3 separate regions of the Homo sapiens genome follow, and regions 1 and 2 are each linked to region 3. A link is a loop called in an ENCODE intact Hi-C map of the cell type or tissue named here. Cell type or tissue: GM12878. All regions are shown on one strand.

What was found. Peaks named below come from ENCODE experiments on the same cell type or tissue, not always from the same donor. Only the 100,000 strongest peaks of a DNase experiment are listed, where the experiment ranks them.
Region 1: it touches region 3 in a loop (4-fold over the local background); 6 of 110 quality-filtered maps call a loop at or near these places.
Region 2: a loop joins it to region 3, with 6 times the contacts of the local background. A loop is called at or near these places in 8 of 110 quality-filtered maps.

What each region holds. Positions count from the first base shown.
Region 1 is chrX:40,315,041-40,317,540 of GRCh38, reverse strand. No RefSeq gene overlaps it. Among named protein-coding and RNA genes, the nearest start is that of LINC03099, 53 kb to the right of the region's middle. In GM12878, no CTCF peak of the experiment used is centred here; a DNase peak (open chromatin) is centred at 1,522.
Region 2 is chrX:40,298,271-40,300,770 of GRCh38, reverse strand. No RefSeq gene overlaps it. Among named protein-coding and RNA genes, the nearest start is that of LINC03099, 37 kb to the right of the region's middle. In GM12878, a CTCF peak has its summit at 1,349; DNase peaks (open chromatin) are centred at 68 and 807; H3K27ac peaks cover 955 bases.
Region 3 is chrX:40,467,078-40,469,577 of GRCh38, reverse strand. No RefSeq gene overlaps it. Among named protein-coding and RNA genes, the nearest start is that of ATP6AP2, 110 kb to the left of the region's middle. RefSeq lists an enhancer at 907-1,201. In GM12878, a CTCF peak has its summit at 1,047 (motif pointing right); a DNase peak (open chromatin) is centred at 1,047.

The sequences.
Region 1 (2,500 bases), 150 kb after region 3:
GCTGTGGTGAGCCGCAATTATGCCACTACACTCCAGCTCGAGTGATAGAGTGAGACCCCATCTCAAACAAGAACAAAACAATGTCATTTGATTATTTAATATTGCATGGGACACATACTAAAAAAATTATTTGTTATTTATCTGAAATTCACATTCAACTGGCTGTCCTGTATTTTATCTGGCAACCCAAGGCAGAGATCATGTGTTGAAGATGGTAGAGGAACAAGAAAGAAGAACTTGGGTGGCAGATGGTTATGGAGCTGCTGTAATGGAATTAGACTGTATACCTCAAAACATCGTAGGTTTGGGGGCTTTTTTAGAGACAGAGTCTCACTCTGTTAACCAGGCTGGAGTGCAGTGGCACAATCATAGCTCACTGAAGCCTCCAACTCCTGGTCTAAAGTGATCCTCCCTCCTCAGCCTGCCAAGTAGCTGGGACTACAGGCACACACCACAACTGGCTACTTTTTAAATTTTGTAGAGACAGGGTCTCATTATGTTGAGATCACTGGCCTCAAGTGATCCTCCCACCTTGGCCTCCCAAAGTGCTGGGATAATAGGCATGAGCCACCGCACCTGGCCCTGAATCTTTGTTTTTGTAAGAAAGGATGTCTATCTTGTTTATGCCTTACTCAGATTTTTTCTCCTGTCTCTGATAGCTGAACCCAATCTAATAAACACTAGCTCTGCCATGAACTTGTTGGGTGACCCTGGTGATGTGGTTTAGATGGTTTTTGTCCCCTCCAAATCTTATGTTGCAATGTGACCTCTGATGTTGGAGGCGGGCCTGGTGGGAGGTGTTTGGGTCATGGGGAAGGATCCCTCGTGAATGGCTTGGTGCTGTCCTTGCCGTGATGAGTGAGTTCTCACTCTATGAGTTCACACAAGATCTGGTTGTTTAAGAGAGCCTGGCACCTTCCCCCATCTCTCTCTTGCTCCCTCTCTTGCCATGTGATACACCAGCTCCCCCTTTGCTCTCCGCCATGATTGGAAGCTTCCCGAGTCCTCAACAGGAGCAGACACCAGTGCCATGCTTTTCATACAGCCTGCAGAAACGTACTTTTTTTGATAAATTAGCCAGCCTCAGGTATTCCTTTATAGCAATGCAAAACTGACTAACACACTCCAGGAAGTTACCTAACCTCCAAGTTAACATCCATTAAATGGGGGTGATCATAATCCACACCTCAGACGGCTGCTGTGAAAATTAAATGCTGCAAGCACTTCAAGTGGTCAGACATGGCTGGCAGGCCTTGGTAAGTGTTTCCTGTGATTGATTCAGTAGGAGTCCTCCCTCACTTGCAGATATGATCCCCAGCTCACCTCCACTCCTAGCAGCATTACTGGACAGCATCCTGGCTTGCATCTTTGCCCTTGAAAACCACACTCTATCTTCTCCAATGGTCAAACACTTCCTGATTTACTGAACTACCTCTTGGCATCAAGCACTGCCTCCTTAGGAAGTGGCTCCTGAATCTATTTCTTCTCAGTTAGTCTCGTGGGGGTTAAAGAAACACACACACACACACACAAAGAAACTGTGACTGAATGTGCTACATGAAGTCTTTGACGGTCTTTCTGTCTTTGCTTAGAATTAGACATGAGAAAAACCACTAGTGCATTCTCGCCTTCCCTCTAAATTTAGAAATCCGAAAACACTGTTCATTATGTCAGATATTTGGTGCCTTCCTTGTGGGCCTGGAGGTTGAGAATTAAATCTCGACACTTCCTTGCATGAGAAGAGTGTATGGAACATTAGACAGCAATCCCCAGGGACATGAGTACTTATAGGACAAGATTTTTCCTGCAAAGGGGAACCAACCAAACCAGTGTACCATCGCAGGCTTTGCAGCCACTTGCTCTGTCCCCCTCGCTGCCTGCAGGCGTCTGTTTCCAATATTTGTACCAGTTCTATGCATAAGCCCATTCAAAGTCACACAAATTCTGTCCAAAAAGCAAGGAGAGAACCCACCCAGGTCTGACAACTTGTAGCTTTCCTCCTGTCCATGTATTCTAATGGCCTGATTAGCAATTCTATTGTATTTAATTTGCACCCCGGGTAATTCACTGTCAGCCAGAAGAGCCATCATCTTGAAAAATGGCACCAAAATTAAAAACCAATAGTCAAATTTCAGTTGGAATGAGCTCTCCTGGCATAATGATGAAGCTGGATTAACTAGAGTCCAGCCCGCTAAGTGCAAACATTTTAGTTACTAATATGCTGCTGGGGAGTTTGAGCCCTGGCCTTTCTGCAGTGTGGGAAACAAGCAGCCAAGTTAGAAAATTGAGAATGAAAATTGTGTTGGTCCAGTCAAACCGTCAAGTGAAGTGGCTGTTCACCATCTCCTAGCCACTGTAGTGGTTTACTTTATTTTTTTTCTCTCTCTCTCTCTGTTTTGTTTTTGTTTTTGTTTTTTTGAGAGATGGAGGTCCCTCTATGTTGCCCAGGCTGGTCTCGAACTGCCTGGGCTCAAGCAATCCTCTTGCCTCAGCCTCCCAA
Region 2 (2,500 bases), 170 kb after region 3:
TCATTTACAAGCATATCAAGATTTCAGGTTTTGCAACTGAGGCTCAAAATGAAACCATTTGGGTTTCGCAGACCTGCTGCAGCGTGCTGGCTTCGGCTTCGAACTGGTGATTTAGTAAACAACCTGGAGGGGGGAAACCCAGCTACCCTTCACCAGGCAAGGCTTGCCTGGCCCAGCTTGGGGAGCAGAGGCGGCAGCTGGAGAGCAGGGAAGGGTTTCTGAGCAGAGAGGACACAGGGGTGGTGGGGGTGATGTGGGTGGCAGTGAAGGGATGGCTGGCCGATCAAAGGGCCCCCTCAGGCCAAACCCATGGAAAAGGCTTTGATCTCCTAATCACATCTATTTATCTTGGGTCCAGCCTGAGACAAAAGAACCGCCCTGAAGGGCCGGCCTTTGAGGGCAAGCCTCGCTCCTGAGCTTCTCTGTGGGTTACTGAGACCTTGGGCAACCAAGAAGGCAAATCTGGGACCCCTGAGGCCCAGGCGGACCCTGGCCGGCTGGCAACGGGGAGAGGGGGATCGAATGCACTGGAACCAGGCCTGGAAAACCAAACATGATGGCCAGATCTGAAGTGACAGCCAGATGCAGAGAAGACAGCAGCACCATCAACGGGGTTTACTTGTCATCCAAGTTCTCTGACTGGGGTATTGGAGACTGGGGACTGAGAGGAAAAGAGAAGCAGAGTTCCGTGATCTTTCATTCACATCTCATAATATCAGCAGCAAGAACAGTAATAGCATTTACTTCATGCCTGGCACTGTTCTTAATACTTCCCCTTTATTAACCCAGAGCTATGCTATCATCGTGCCCATTTTACAGATGAAGAGACCGAGGCACGGAGCGGTTACGTGACTCATGCGCGGTTACACAGCTGACATATGCTGGAGCAGGAGACTTCACCTTCCGTTTCCTCCTTTCCTGCCTCCTGACCTCTGAAATGGAGGGGCAGAAACAGGACCTAATGGACCCAGGCTCTTCCTCTAATGCTCTCTGGGTCTCTGCTTGCTCATTTCTTTTGTCAAATGTGATAACAAACCTCCTCCCCAAAGCCCCCGACAGGGGTGTTTTGAAGCTTGAAAGGTACAGTAAATGTGAAAGTGTTAATATCAACCAAACCAAAGTGCTAGGCAAAGTGAGAGTCTCCTGTTTTTTCTTTCCTCTTCGGACTCCTCTTGGCTTCCTGCAAATCAAAGTTATGAGAGGGGTGCGGTGGGAGTAGCTTAAGGAGCAGAGCTGGCTGGCAAGAGGGGGTTGAGGTGTGGGAAAAAGCCGCTGGGGTCTTTTCCTGGCTGGAAAGGGGCTGGGAAGCGACTCTCCTTTTAGGACCTAGCAGGGGAACCATTCGTCTTATAACTCCAGGAGGCGCCATTCACATAGGATACAATGCTAATGGTGACCCCTGGAGTCATTCCACATGCCCATCGGGCTGGGTGCTAGAAAATTCTAGAAAGGACACTTCTGCCTAGGGAACAGCCCCAGCCCTGACCGCGGTCCCTGGCCGTGGAGAGCAGGAGCTGAAAGGCCTGAGGTGTTGGAGCTGGGGGCCGTGGTAGGGAAAGGGCAGAGGCTAAGGGAGGGATCGGGGAGGCCAGGGCTGGCAAAGTGGGGTGGGGGCAGGCGTTAGAGAAAAGCTCAGGGAAGCTCCCTCCCCCACCCGCGCCCCGCCCCCGCCCGGGCTGTGGGAGGGAGACCCTGACCACATCAGGGGTGTGTGGCGAGGAAATGAGGCCTCCTCAGGAACGAGCTGCAAATGAGAACCGTATGGAGTTTCGGGATCCCCGAAGGAACACAGGGAAAGGATACAGTTGCGTCCATGGGAAAGTTATTATCATCTCCGCTGAAGTTAAACATTCGGGAGGGTCTGCTTTCCATCTCCTCCGCCTGAGAGCCTGTGAAGGGGGAGGCGCGTCGGGGGCTTGTCCGGAGGGCCTGGCCGGTCACATTTTCCGAGGGGAGTCAGGGACAGGGAGAGGCTGTTAGAGGCAGCCAGGGCCCTGAGGAGGTCCTCTGAGCCTCCAGCCTGTGCTCCTGCCCTGCGTCTGCCTCGCTCTTTCTCCAGTGCTGAGAAATCCATTGCTCCTCTCTCCTGCTCGGGGCTGCGCTCTGCAGGGGTGTCAGGGCTGCGCTCTGCAGGGGTGTCGGGGCTGGGCTTCACCTCTGCAAGTTCCTGGGCAGATGGAGAGGGGGAGGAAAGAGAGGCCCTGGCCCCTGAACAGGAAAGCTGGAAATGTGGAACTCAGGGAGATCTAAAGGAAGAATTCGGGCTTCTGGAAAATTCTCCCTCTCCTCAAAATGTACTAGAAATGGAAGTGAGTCAGGCAGAGCGGCGGGAGGACCTGTCTTCCAGGAGCTGGGCTCACCGGTGCTTACTAGTGACCTTTGAGATAATAAATCTGCCCCAGAAAATTATCTTCCTGCTGCAGCTGCCCTTAGAGGTCAGGGAGAAGGTGGACTTTCAGGTTTCACGGGGAACAAGTGTTCCAGGCCGAGGACACCGCAG
Region 3 (2,500 bases):
TTGCTGCAGAACTGGCTCTTCTTCCTTGGTGCTATTTCAGTCGCGTGTGCACTCTGCCATTGTTGCACTTTTCACACAGGGCTGGGTACATTTATGTCACTTTGCCCAATGGGACTGACAGATCCTTGAAGGTGGGGCTGATGATTTATGGTTTTAAATGCCCAGTACAGAGCACAGAGTAGATGCTCATTAAATGTTTGCTGAATTCAGTTTTTTAAAAATTGTGTAAAATATATATAGCAGAGTTGGGTGTGGTGGCTCACGCCTATAATCCTAGAACTTTGGGAGCCCGAGACCAGAGGATTACTTGAGGTCAGGAGTTCAAGACCAGCCTGGGCAACATGGTGAAACCCCGTCTCTACTAAAAATACAAAAACTAGCTGGGTGTGGTCATGCACACCTGTAATCCCAGCTACTTGGGAGGCTGAGGCAGGAGGATTGCTTGAGCCTGGGAAGCAGAGGTTGCAGTGAGCTGTGATTGCACCACTGTACTCTAGCCTGGGCAACAGAGTGAGACTGTCTCAGAAAAAAAAAAAAAGAAACATATATATATATATAGTAAAATTTACTATTTTAACCATTTCTAAGTGTACAGTTCAGTGTCATTAAATACACTCACGTTGTTTTGTAATCATCAGCACCATCCATCTCCAGAACTTTTCTCATCTTGCAAAACTGAAACTCTGTACCCATTAAACAATAACTTCTGCTTCTCCTCTTTTCTGCCCGCCCCCTAGCCCCTGGCAGCTACCATTCTACTTTCTGTCTCTATGAATTTCATGACTCTAGGTACATGATATGAGTGGAATCATACAGGATTTGTCCTTTTGTGACCAGCTAATTTCACTTAACATAATGTCTTCAATCACATGTGTCAGAATTTCCTTCCTTTTTAAATGACTTCAATTTAAAATATTCAAGATTATTATATAGTTGTGCAATGAGTAGGAAGGGCATTCCCCCCGCCACCCCAGCTCAGCCTGTATTTGAAGCAGAGAACAGAGGACAAAAGGGTGTTGATGATCCAGGAGGTGGCAGCAGAAAACAAAGGGCCACTGTGTTCTGCAGGGCTCCTCCTCTCTTCCTGCCCTGTTTGCTCTTGTTCCTGCTCAGCTGTTTAGTTTAGCCTCTTGAAAGGAGGAGGTTCCGATCTGGACAGCCTGCCCAGTAAGGAACAGGCCTGAGAGGTGTTCTGGCAGGAGGGCAGCAGAGCACAAGTGGTGACAGTGGAAATGGACTCAAAGTCCCAGTGGTGGCTCCACCAACACTCACTGGCTGACCAACCACTTAACCTCTCTAAGCCTGGTCTATAAGATTGGGATGACAATATCGTGTACCTTACAGGGCTGTTGAGGGGATCCGATGAGGTAATGCATATAAACCACTTGGTCGGCTTGGAAGCACTGCATATGCCAGTTATTGTGTTTTTATTACTACTGTGAATGAAGAAGAAAGTACAGCTCATTATTTACACTTCCTGAGAAGAAAGTGAAACAGCTCCAGCATCATTCAGCCTTCATCTTTGGGGCATTTCTGGTTCCTTTCTCTTTTTCTTCTTCCACCCTCCAAACTTTCACCTTAGGAAGTGTTTCTAGACCAAGTGCAGTGGCGCACACTTGTAATCCCAGCACTTTGGGAGGCTGAGGCAAGCAGATCTCTTGAGCCCAGGAGTTTGAGACCAGACCGAGCAACATGGCGAAACCCTGTCTCTACTAAAAAAATCCAAAGCGAAACCCTGTCTCTACTAAAAAAATCCAAAAAAAATTAGCCGGGTATGGTAGTGTGCATCCCAGCTACTCGAGAGTCTGAGGTTAGAGGATCACTTGAGCCCAGGAGGTGGAGGTTGTAGTGAGCTGAGATTCGTGCCACTGCACTCCAGCCTGGGCGATACAGCCAGACCCTGTCTCAGAAAAAAAAGAAAAAAGGAAGTGTTTCGGTTCCATTCTGTCGAAATGTCATTAACTGCCACTACACTGCCAATGAGAGAAACAAAGAGGCACGACGGAATTCATTCAGGGTGTCAGCAAACACGATTGGAAGCATGAGCCGTACGCTAGGTTGTGTACTGGGAACAAAAAGAACAAGGAGCCAAATAGCTTGACCTAGAGGAGTCCACACCGTAGAGTGCGACCCAATATGGAAGTAGATGTTCACGACATCTTCCATCTTCCCCTCCAGGCCCACCCTCCACCCCCTCCTCCCTGCCCTGTGCCCCAGGAAGCTGACCCTTATGCATTCATTGCACTCATCTCAAAGGGCCCCCCACCCTTTGGCTCCCGTTGGCCAGTTCCAGCCAATAGGGAAGCCCCACCAAGAGATCAGAGGGCAGAGGAGAATGAGGGGACGCATTTAGTCTATCTTCCTCCCTGTGAAGTCTACTTGGGCTGACTGATCCTTCCACTGAAGGCCCCCATTTCTTTTAAGGTGGCCTCCTGTACTCAACTCTGTCCCCTTCTAAGTTTGGGGTAGCCACGACCTCCCCTATTCCCTTTGGCTCTAG